Regions from separate parts of the Homo sapiens genome. Here region 1 is linked to region 2. The links are chromatin contacts, found by Hi-C or POLR2A ChIA-PET in ENCODE. All regions are on one chromosome and are shown on one strand. The core of a region is the stretch at or near the end of the contact, and the rest is flanking DNA. Distances in the headings are between cores, read along the strand shown.

The links. Hi-C counts contacts between places; a loop is a spot of excess contacts on that map. ChIA-PET counts read pairs that join two places held with the same protein, here RNA polymerase II (POLR2A). Pooled maps may share reads with other maps.
Region 1: a map of CD4-positive, alpha-beta memory T cell shows a loop between it and region 2 (27-fold over the local background). The contact joins the promoter of LRBA here to the promoter of TMEM184C in region 2. A Hi-C loop is called at or near these places in 1 of 168 maps with a recorded cell type or tissue (CD4-positive, alpha-beta memory T cell) and 6 of 50 pooled maps. POLR2A ChIA-PET finds 5 or more read pairs at or near these places in 2 of 52 experiments (BJ and T-cell).

The regions. Positions count from the first base shown.
Region 1 is chr4:151,014,013-151,018,883 of GRCh38, reverse strand. It overlaps LRBA (LPS responsive beige-like anchor protein), which reads left to right and starts at 3,600. Exons shown (of 57, transcript NM_001364905.1): 1 at 3,600-3,682; 2 at 4,023-4,457. The coding sequence starts at 4,242. RefSeq lists a silencer at 3,031-3,180 and enhancers at 2,732-3,329, 3,681-3,810, 3,991-4,170.
Region 2 is chr4:147,614,836-147,619,795 of GRCh38, reverse strand. TMEM184C (transmembrane protein 184C) reads right to left here and starts at 2,399. Exons shown (of 10, transcript NM_018241.3): 1 at 1,717-2,399. The coding sequence starts at 1,839. TMEM184C-DT (TMEM184C divergent transcript) reads left to right here and starts at 2,551. Exons shown (of 2, transcript NR_186679.1): 1 at 2,551-2,708. RefSeq lists enhancers at 1,980-2,029, 2,060-2,179.

The DNA.
Region 1 (4,871 bases), core at 2,351-4,850, 3.4 Mb before region 2:
AGGCATGCGCCACGTAATTTTTAGTAGAGATTGGTCAAGCTGGTCTTGAACGCCCAATCTCAGGTCATCCACCCGCCTCTGCTTCCCAAAGTGCTGGGATTACAGGCATGAGCCACCGCACCCGGGCCTAGTGATTGCATTTTAACTGGCTTGCCTAGAAGTGAAGAGTTTCGCCTTCTACCTTCCTTATGCTTCTTTCTGCAGTGAACCTCCAATTTTTGCCAACTATTTTGTTTTAACCATGGGCAAAGAGGTTGAAAAATTTTTATAAATAGTTGACAATTTGTGCATATATATATATATATATATATATATATATGTATTTTTTTTTAGATGGAGTTTCTGCTCTTACTGCCCGGGCTGGAGGGCAAAGGTGTGGTCGTGGCTCATTGCAACCTCTGCCTCCCGGGTTCAAGCGATTCTTCTGCCTCAGCCTCCAAGTAGCTGGGATTACAGGCACCCACCACAACGCCTGGCTATTTTTTTGTATTTTTAGTAGAGATGGGGTTTCACCATGTTGGCCAGGCTGGTCTCAAACTCCTGACCTCAGGTGATCTGCCTGCCTCAGCCTCCCAAAGTGCTGTGATTACAGGCAGGAGCCACTGTACCCGGCATTTAGAAATATTTGGTTAATTGTCTGTGTTCATTGTTTCATCAGTAGAACAGCATTAACAGTGAGCTTGCAAATTTATGAGCTACAAACCTTAGCCCTAGATCATTTAGACTGTGATCACTCTGTGTTGGGGGCATTTTCATTATTATCATCTGCTTCTTAATGGAAGACATTTATTCATTTAACAAATACTTAATTAGCACTTATATGACAGATATATTAACACACCATTTGCCCCATCTGAGGAGACAAACTCCGATGAGAGGCCTTTTAGGATTAATGCCTCACTTTAGAAATACGGATGTGTGAAAGGTCAAGTGAAAGTTGTGTCTCTTCTGCAGGCACACCCTACTCCCCCTTATTCCAGAGTTATTCATTAATGATGTGAAACAAACTTGAGGTGTTTAGTTTTTCAGAGATTTCAGAAATGGGAAGCCACTGATGTCGCCTTTTACTTTGGAAATGTGTTGGCAATTCGGATCATCAGAAAGATGTCTGCTTCATCTCTGGAATATCTAAGTCTACTTACAGAAAACAAATCTTTAACAAACATTTGCAACCACATGAGATTTGGTGCAGTTGAATTCATTTTAGTATTTTTAAAACGTGTAACACTTTTCTAAAGAAAATATCCCCTTGCTTGTTCTTCTGCTTCTTTTTTAAAAAAATAGAGACCTTGGTCGGGTACGGTGGCTCACACCTGTAATCTCAGCACTTCGGGAGGCTGAGACGGGCAGATCACCTAAGGTCAGGAGTTTGAGACCAGCCTGGCCAACATGGTGAAACCCCACCTCTACCAAAAATACAAAAATTAGGCGGGCTTGTAATAAAAATAAAAAAAATTAGCGCATGCCTGTAATCCCAGCTACTTGGGAGGCTGAGGCAGGAGAATCGCTGGAGCCCGGGAGGCAGAGGTTAAGGTGAGCCGAGATTGCGCCATTGCACTCCAGCCTGGGCAACAAGAGCGAAACTCCGTTTAAAAAAAAAAAAAAAAAAAGAGCACGGGTCTTGCTGTTGCCTAGGCTAGTCTCAAGTGATCCTCCTGCACTAGCCTCCTAAAGTGTTGGGATGACAGGTGTGAGCTACTACACCCAGCCCTCCCTTGCTTTTTGCGTCTGTTACCTTTTTCTTCCCAAATTTCCATGTGAGAGTTAAAATTGTCTTTTTTTTTTTTTTTTTTTGAGACAGAATCTCGCTCTTCCTCTGTCACCCAGGCTGGAGTGCAGTGGCAATTCTCCTGCCTCAGCCTCCCGAGTAGCTGGGATTACAGGCGCCTACCACCATGCCTGGCTAATTTTTGTATTTTTAGTAGAGACGGGGGTTTCACCATATTGGTCAGGCTGGTCTTGAACTCCTGACCTCAGGCAATCCATCTGCTTGGGCCTCCCAAAGTGCTGGGATTACAGGCGTGAGCCACCGCGCCCGGCTTCTGTCCACTTCTCAAGGCCATCTCAAATAACTTTTTCTTCAGGAAACTATTTCTCAAACCACTATAATTTTTTCCTAAGTTCTCTAGAATTCTTCCTTTGTTTAATCCCACTTTTTGCTTCACTTTCATTTTAGGAGCTAGGCGTATTTTTAAAAAGGCCCTTTGACCTCAAAGGATACACGTGGGTGAAAAACCACCTTCCTCTAAATTTATTTTTCACTCACTAGGAAGAATGGTTTACTGTTAATAGCGGGTGGAAAGAAGGGACACTGAGTATGAGGACCTATCTGTACTACCTAATATAATTTATCTTTTGATCTACTCTGAGAATGACGCGAGCCTAATCTTCACATTGGAAAATCACGAGAGGAAAAAACCCTTCGGAGGTCTACAGGCACAAGGAACCCTGTCTCCACGCTGTTTATAGCAGCTGTCTCAGGAATCCTCTGCCTAGAATGAATGTGGGAGAGGTTTCGTGGCGCGGCAGCTGCAAAGCAAGGAATCTTTCCCATTCCTCGTCGACTCGGTCCCCTCCCCTCCCCTCCCGAATGGCGGCAGCTGCCGAGGTATCCCAGTGGAAATCTCCAAGTCTCCGCCGAGAGCGGCGGGCGGGCAACAGCTGAAAGCAGCCAGGGGTGGGGACTCCTCGCTCCCATTGGGCAGGGACAGCAGCCTCACTGGCTCCAGCGCCGTCACCTCTCTGGCTCGTAGAGGTGCCTCAGGTGTTCTTCTCCAAGTCCAATGAGACACCTAGGCAACGCAGCGCGTGTTCCCTCCGCGCCAAGAGACCCTACGGTAACTTAACAACAGCAGGAGCGCCAAAATCCCCGCCTCAGGACTTGGCAGAAGCACCTCCCGAGGTCCGAGAGTGGGAGAGGGGAAAGTGTAGGCCCTCGGACGGAAGGGTCTCTCCTCGCCGGGCCGGGTACACACCTGGTGCTACCAGAGCAGCGCGCCTAGTGCAGCCGGAAGCCCCAGCCCAGCACTCCGGCTGGCTCGGGGCCCCCTTGGCTGTCCGCGCGTCGTCACCGCGCCCCCGCCGCGCGGCTGCCTCCGCCTTCGCGCCCTCCCGCCCCGCGCACTCGCGCTCGCGCACGCGCACGCCGCGCCCGGCAGCACTCGGCGCTGTCATGGCGGCCGGGAGCAGCTTCAGTGGGCACACGACAGCCGCGCGACCCGTGGCGGGGCGAGCTGTGGCAGTAGCATCCTCACCACTCGCAGCAGCCTCAGCCGCGGCGCCCGTAGCGCCAGCAGCGGCTGCTTTTGCAAAGGCTGAGCGCAGGGGCGGGGCGGGCCAGGAAGCCATGGAGTTCTGTGCAGCCGCGGACTCCCGGGGAGCGGACTAGGGAAACTTGGAGGCTGCGACCAGGTGCACTGACCTCTCTGTCCTCCCTTCTCTCCCTGCGGTGGCCGCTGGGTTTCTCTGGCCGCTCCCCTCCCTTCCTGCCACCACACACACCTCCCCACCCCTTCCCGTCGAATCTCAGGTGCCTGAGAGAGGTGCTTCACTCCTCCCACTGGGCCGAGCATTTAGAATAATCACCGCCCCCTTCCCCCGCCTTTTCCTGCCCTGGATCTCCGCCGCCACCTCGGTCTCGCTGCTCCTGGGCGGGGGGTGAGGACGAGTCCGGAGTATCTGGGTGAGGAAGAACTTTCTACCTCTGTGATAGCTTGTGGGCCCCCCTTCTTTCCTCCGATCCCTCCTTTCCCCGCGACAGTTTCTCTTTCTAGTGCACCTGTGAGGAGAGGTTACCCTGCGCCTAGAACCTGCACGAGAGTGGGGGAGGAGTGAGCCTGTTCGGGGGCCTCTTGGACCTGCCTTCACCCAGAACCCAGCTTTTTGAGCCCGGGAGAAGCGGGTGGCTAGTAGTGGGGTGCCTTTAGTAACTTACTTGACCGACAATAACTATTTCCCTCTTGTCCCCTCAAAACCCTAAAACAAAACCTAGCCTATTTAACATATATTTAATCTTCCAATAGGGTTTGGCGTTGTTGTCAGCCTCGGGGAGAGAGATTGGACAAATATTCTCCAAGAGGAGGAGGGCGACGCCAAGGACTTTCCACATCAACTGCTTTGGGGTATCTCCACAAGTTGGAAGAGGGACCCTTTCGTTTTGCATTGCGTGTGTTGTGCTCATTACCAGTGCAGCGACTGCCGTCCCAGGGTGACTCTGAGTTGTCCTTTATCGTGAGCTAGCAATGGCTAGCGAAGACAATCGTGTCCCTTCCCCGCCACCAACAGGTGATGACGGGGGAGGTGGAGGGAGAGAAGAAACCCCTACTGAAGGGGGTGCATTGTCTCTGAAACCAGGGCTCCCCATCAGGGGCATCAGAATGAAATTTGCCGTGTTGACCGGTTTGGTTGAAGTTGGAGAAGTATCCAATAGGGATATTGTAGAAACTGTCTTTAACCTGGTAAGTCCATGAATATTTTATAAGCATATACTCTTTTCAGTGGGTTGGGGAACAAGATCTTAAAGCTGGAGCCATGTGGTTTACTCACACTGATGGTGACTTTTTTCGTGTATAGGGACACAAAATTCTACTCACCTAAATGAAACAATTTCATCTGTTTTTTAGATTGAAGGGAATTGTGCAAACTTAGATGATCCAGGTTTTGTGAAAGTGAACACATCACTTTTGTGCTAAGGAAATAATTGTTGCTATGGAAGTATTGGGGGGAGGTTCTAGCGGAGGAGTTATCTCTAATTTTTTTTTTCTTGGCTTGTATGCCTAAGTCTGCGTTTCCCTTTACCACTTTAAATAATTTCTTGTGACCTTTTTTTGGACTTGAGAATTAATGTCTTTGATTCTGTCGAAGTTATGTTT
Region 2 (4,960 bases), core at 1,150-3,649:
GGACAAGTACAGACTACAGATTCCAATTTTTCTTAAAAGCTAGTGGTACCTAAAAACTACATTTGAAACTAACAACTAAGAGAAGTCTTAAACTGGACTGATATTATGCATATTATTAACCTTTAAAGTGGTTCCTATACTATACTCCACGGAAATATTTCAAAGTAAGAAAATCCCATTTGTATTAAGATGCTTATACCTAAGTTTTTGTAGACAAATTGTGGAAAGAACCTAAATATCTAACAAATGGGAAATATTGAATGTAGCAGAATATTACATGGCCATTAAAAATAACTATATGGGCCGGGTGCGGTGGCTCATGCTTGTAATCCCAGCACTTTGGGAAGCCGAGGTGGGTGGATCACAAGGTCAGGAGTTGAGACCAGCCTGGCCAACACCGTGAAACCCCGTCTGTACTAAAAATACAAAAATTAGTTGGGTGTGGTGGTGGGCACCTGTAATCCCAGCTACTTGGGAGGCTGAGGCAGGAGAATCGCTTGAACCTGGGAGGCAGAGGTTGCAGTGAGCCAAGATCGCGCCACTGCACTCCAGCCAGGGCGACAGAGCTAGACTCTTTCTCAAAAATAAATAAATAAAAATAAACAACAACAACAACAAGTAAGTATATGGGGCTGGGTGCGGTGGCTCACACCTGTAATCCCAGCACTCTGGGAGGCCGAGGACAGATCACCTGAGGTCAGGAGTTTGAGACCAGCCCGACCAACATGGAGAAACCCCGTCGCTACTAAAAATACAAAATTAGCCGGGCGTGATGGCGCATGCCTGTAATCTCAGCTACTCGGGAGGCTGAGGCAGGAGAATCGCTTGAACCCAGGAGGCGGAGGTTGCGGTGAGCCGAGATCTCGCCATTGCACTCCAGCCTGGGCAACAGGAGCAAAACTCCGTCTCATAAACAAACAAACAAAAAACTATATGGACTATGCTAGTATGGGAAAGTCATCAGAAAATAATTTAGTGTAAATAGAGAACACAAATGTATATTAAATACAGTTTATGTAAAAATCATTTCCACAATAAAGAAGGGCCTAAAATAGTCATGGTCTTATTATAGTTCTTGTAATAGGTGTTCCTCTGTAAAAGTACTTGGTGGGTTTTATTAACTCCGAATTTAAAGTTCATTATATAATATTTATATCTGAGTTATTTACCTTGGGGTTTTCCAGCTTGTAGTACATTACTGATGTCACAATAAGCATATGACATCAAAAAATATATATAAGGGACTTTTTGCAAAACCTTTGTTGGGTAAGAGCTAATTTCCACAGTAAAAACAGACACCAAAGTTAAAACAACTAGAACGCTTTGATTCAAGAAGCTAGTTAAAAGCTAATAAAATTCAATACATGGTTTTCAAGGTAGTTTATTTGACCTAGTTTCGTCCAATGTCTGAACAGATCAGATTTCAGCAATAAAATTACCTTACTTTCAGGGAACTGATGAATACTTGCAAAACAGTGCCCTTCTAAGCAGCTATATTAATATATTCTATTTTCTCGACCCGGTCCCACCTCCACCTGTAGCATGACTTGAAGAACCGTGAACAAGAAATTAGACAGGTTTATATCCTAAGAGTAGGCTCGTTTACATTAGATGGTTTTCAGGACTGTCAGGGCAGAAATGGGGTAAGGGTGTCTCTTTCCCAACCATAGATGGGTAGAAGAAAGTGTACAGGCTGATGGTGCAGAACCCTCTTACCTCCAGTTTCTGTAATTCCCACACGCATAGGGGAACCGCAACCACTATTGACACCAGGTAGATGACCGCTACTAAAGGTCGAATCCACTGTCTCCAGTTCCTCCAGGTACAAGTGCAAGGCATGTTTTCGCACAAATCAGATCCGGTTAGCAAGGGAAAAGATCTCGAAAAGATTGTAATGGGGAGCCCTGTTCTCTGGCTGTTTTGTCAACTCGCATACTACGGAGAAAAAGCTGTCGGGCGACTTTACGAACAGCTCGAGCCGCCTCCTGGACCGGCGCTGTGTCTTCTGCTGCTGCTGCTTCTGCAAATGTAGCCTCTCAGGGTGCTATTGGCGAGCAGTGCAGGCAACATCCTTTCTTCTCCACCCCGCATCTACCCGGTTGTACTGCGGTGGAATCCCAGGCAGAGCCGCTGCCCTCACCTGGGGATCGCCCTGAGCTCTGCCTGTACCATGGCTTCCAGGAGAGCAGCACAGACCAGGAACCGGCCTCTAGGGACCCTGCACACTCCGGTTCTGTCTCGCAGCTGCCTGCCCACTCGCTCTTTTCTTTGGGGATCGAGCTTCCTACCTCCCGCACTGGCAGGCGTCTCTTCAGTCGATTCCGCTAGTAGGTAAGGCCCCAGGATCTCCTCATTCTTTCGCACGGGACCTCCCCTACAGCGGAACCCAAGGCCAAACCAAGACTTTCAGCTCTTTTCCGCTTCCGCCCCTGCTGTCTGAGGCAGGTGATTCGTCGTCAGCGCCAAACTGGGCCCGCCCCATCCGACTCACTTTGCGCCCTCTGATTGGTCAGCTGTGGGGGCGGGGCTGCAGGATTGCGTACTGGGGTTAGAAAGAAGAGCAGGTGCGTGGAAGTGGGTGGAATTGCCGCAGATGGTCCAGCGGGCTATTGCAAGGATTCTGGAAGCTGCGGGAATTATTTGAGGACACTTGAAGCACACCTACTACATTCTTCTGCTGGCGTTATTCCAGTTTAAAGAAAGCTTGGGTAAGGGGCGGTTACTTCAGAGTTGGACTGGAAGAGAGAAGGCCCATCTCTACACAAAACATCCCCTATTCAATCTAGAGTGGATACAGAAGCCCGCTGGAGTAAGAAGACAAGGAAGAATGGGAAACCTCCACCTAGTTTTCTGTCAGTTGCTAGAATCTAGGGGCTAGGCCGCTTGGTTATTTCTGGATCCTACAGAAGGATCATTCTAAAGGTAGCTTCATTTTAGAATTAACCGCAAATAGGGAATGTCCCTTCTACATTTGGAACTTGTGTTAAAAATTTGCACTCATTTAAGTTTTAAAAAGTTGACATTCCATCTGACAAAGGAGTTTCATATGCTTAAAGCCTTTAGCTAAACCAATAGAGTAAACAAATATCTACTACTCAATTACATATACAAATGCGTTTTATATTGTAATTGTAATTTTCAGGGGGACAGGCACTGTACTAAGTTCATTACCTACATTATGTAAGTTGTTCTGCACAAAAATTTTGAGAGGTAGGCATTTTTCCACTTTACAGATAAAAAAGTCAAGTGGCTGATAAATTTGCCCAGGCTCACTGAGCTAGTTAAGTGGTAGTGTGGAGATAGCAACCTTGGTCTTTGTGACTCCAAAGGGCATTATATTTAAGCATTTGACCTGCTAGTACCTGCCACCTGGGGAATTTCCGCCTAATGACCATACGGATAAGGAGGCTTGTAACATTGAGTACACCTAGCCCAGGAGTCTCACAGAGACACCTAAGGAATATTATGAGCCCCTTTTTTGGTATCGTCTGTTTGGACTTGACTTCACTGCCTACTTCTCAGTTGTTAACATTTGTATTTTACAACCTGACCCAAACTACTTTCTACCGGAAAAATAGGCCTTATGTTTGTTCTTCCTAAGCTTACTTTAAAAATGGAAATTAAGGCTGGGTGCAGGGGCTCATGCCTGTAATCCCAGCAGTTTGGGAGGCGGAGGTGGGCGGATCATGAGGTCAGGAAATCGAGACTATCCTGGCTAACACAGTGAAACTCCGTCTCTACCAAAAATACAAAAAATTAGCCAGTTGTGGTGGCGGGAGCCTGTAGTCCCAGGTACTCAGGAGGCTGAGGCAGGAGAATGGCGTGAACCCGGGAGGCGGAGCTTGCAGTGAGCCGAGATCAAGCCACTGCACTCCAGCCTGGGCGACAGAGCGAGACTCTGTCTCAAAAAATAAATAAATAAATAAATAAATAAAATTAATTAAAAAAAATTCCTGATCATTAAATTAATGCTTGCTCTGTTGTTAAAGTTCATAAAAAAGAAGAATAATGAAGAGAAAGTTAATTTTACTCTACGGCCAAGTATAACTACTCTTTACTTGTTTGGTACACAGTAGAGGCTATCTTGGATATGCCGTATGCGTAGATTGTCTCTGTGCTTTCAGCTACAGCGTTTTTGCTGCCTATAATCTTTCCCATTCTTTCTCATGGGCAAACTTTTTTTGCCTAATTTGTGAGACCTTCCTTTATTTTTGTTTCCCCATGTATTCTTACAGCATTTATATGGTATTATACTCATTTACTTATTTGTCTTGTTTAGATTTTGAATTCCTAAAGCAAAAATCTAAATCCATTAGAAAAAAGCAAAAGAGAGAAGAGATGAGACAGATGCACAAATGATTTCACATACCAGTTTGCGAACTGGAATTCTTCTATGGTGAAATTTCTTCAGCTCAGCAGAGAAATTAAAAACAAAATTACAGATTGAGTATGCCAAATCTGAAAATCTGAAATTCAGAATGCTCCCAAATCCAAAACTTTTTGAGTACTTATATGATGCTCAAAGGAAATGCTCCTTGAAACACTTCAGATTTTGGATTTTCAGATTTGAGATGCTCAACTGGTATGTATAATGCAAATGTTCCCCAATCTGAAAAAATCTGAAATCCAGAACACTTCTGGTCCAAAGCATTTCAGATGAGATATATGAATTTTTCATTTAGTTAAATTTCTTCACTCTTAAGGACCATGTTTTATTTTGAAATTGTCTATCCTATTTTTTAATATGATAATAGATAGTAGTTGTTCTTCAGATATTTTTACTTTGGAGAATAAAAAGTTGATAGCTTTATTTGCCTACCATTTGTTTCATTTTTTTCTCTTGACCTGTAAGATCCTAAAGTCTAGTAAGGATAGGGAATAGGCCATAATGCTGATGTGATCCTAATCTACTTGCTTTGCTTGCTATAGGCATTCTCTGCATTCTTTCTGGATATGAGAG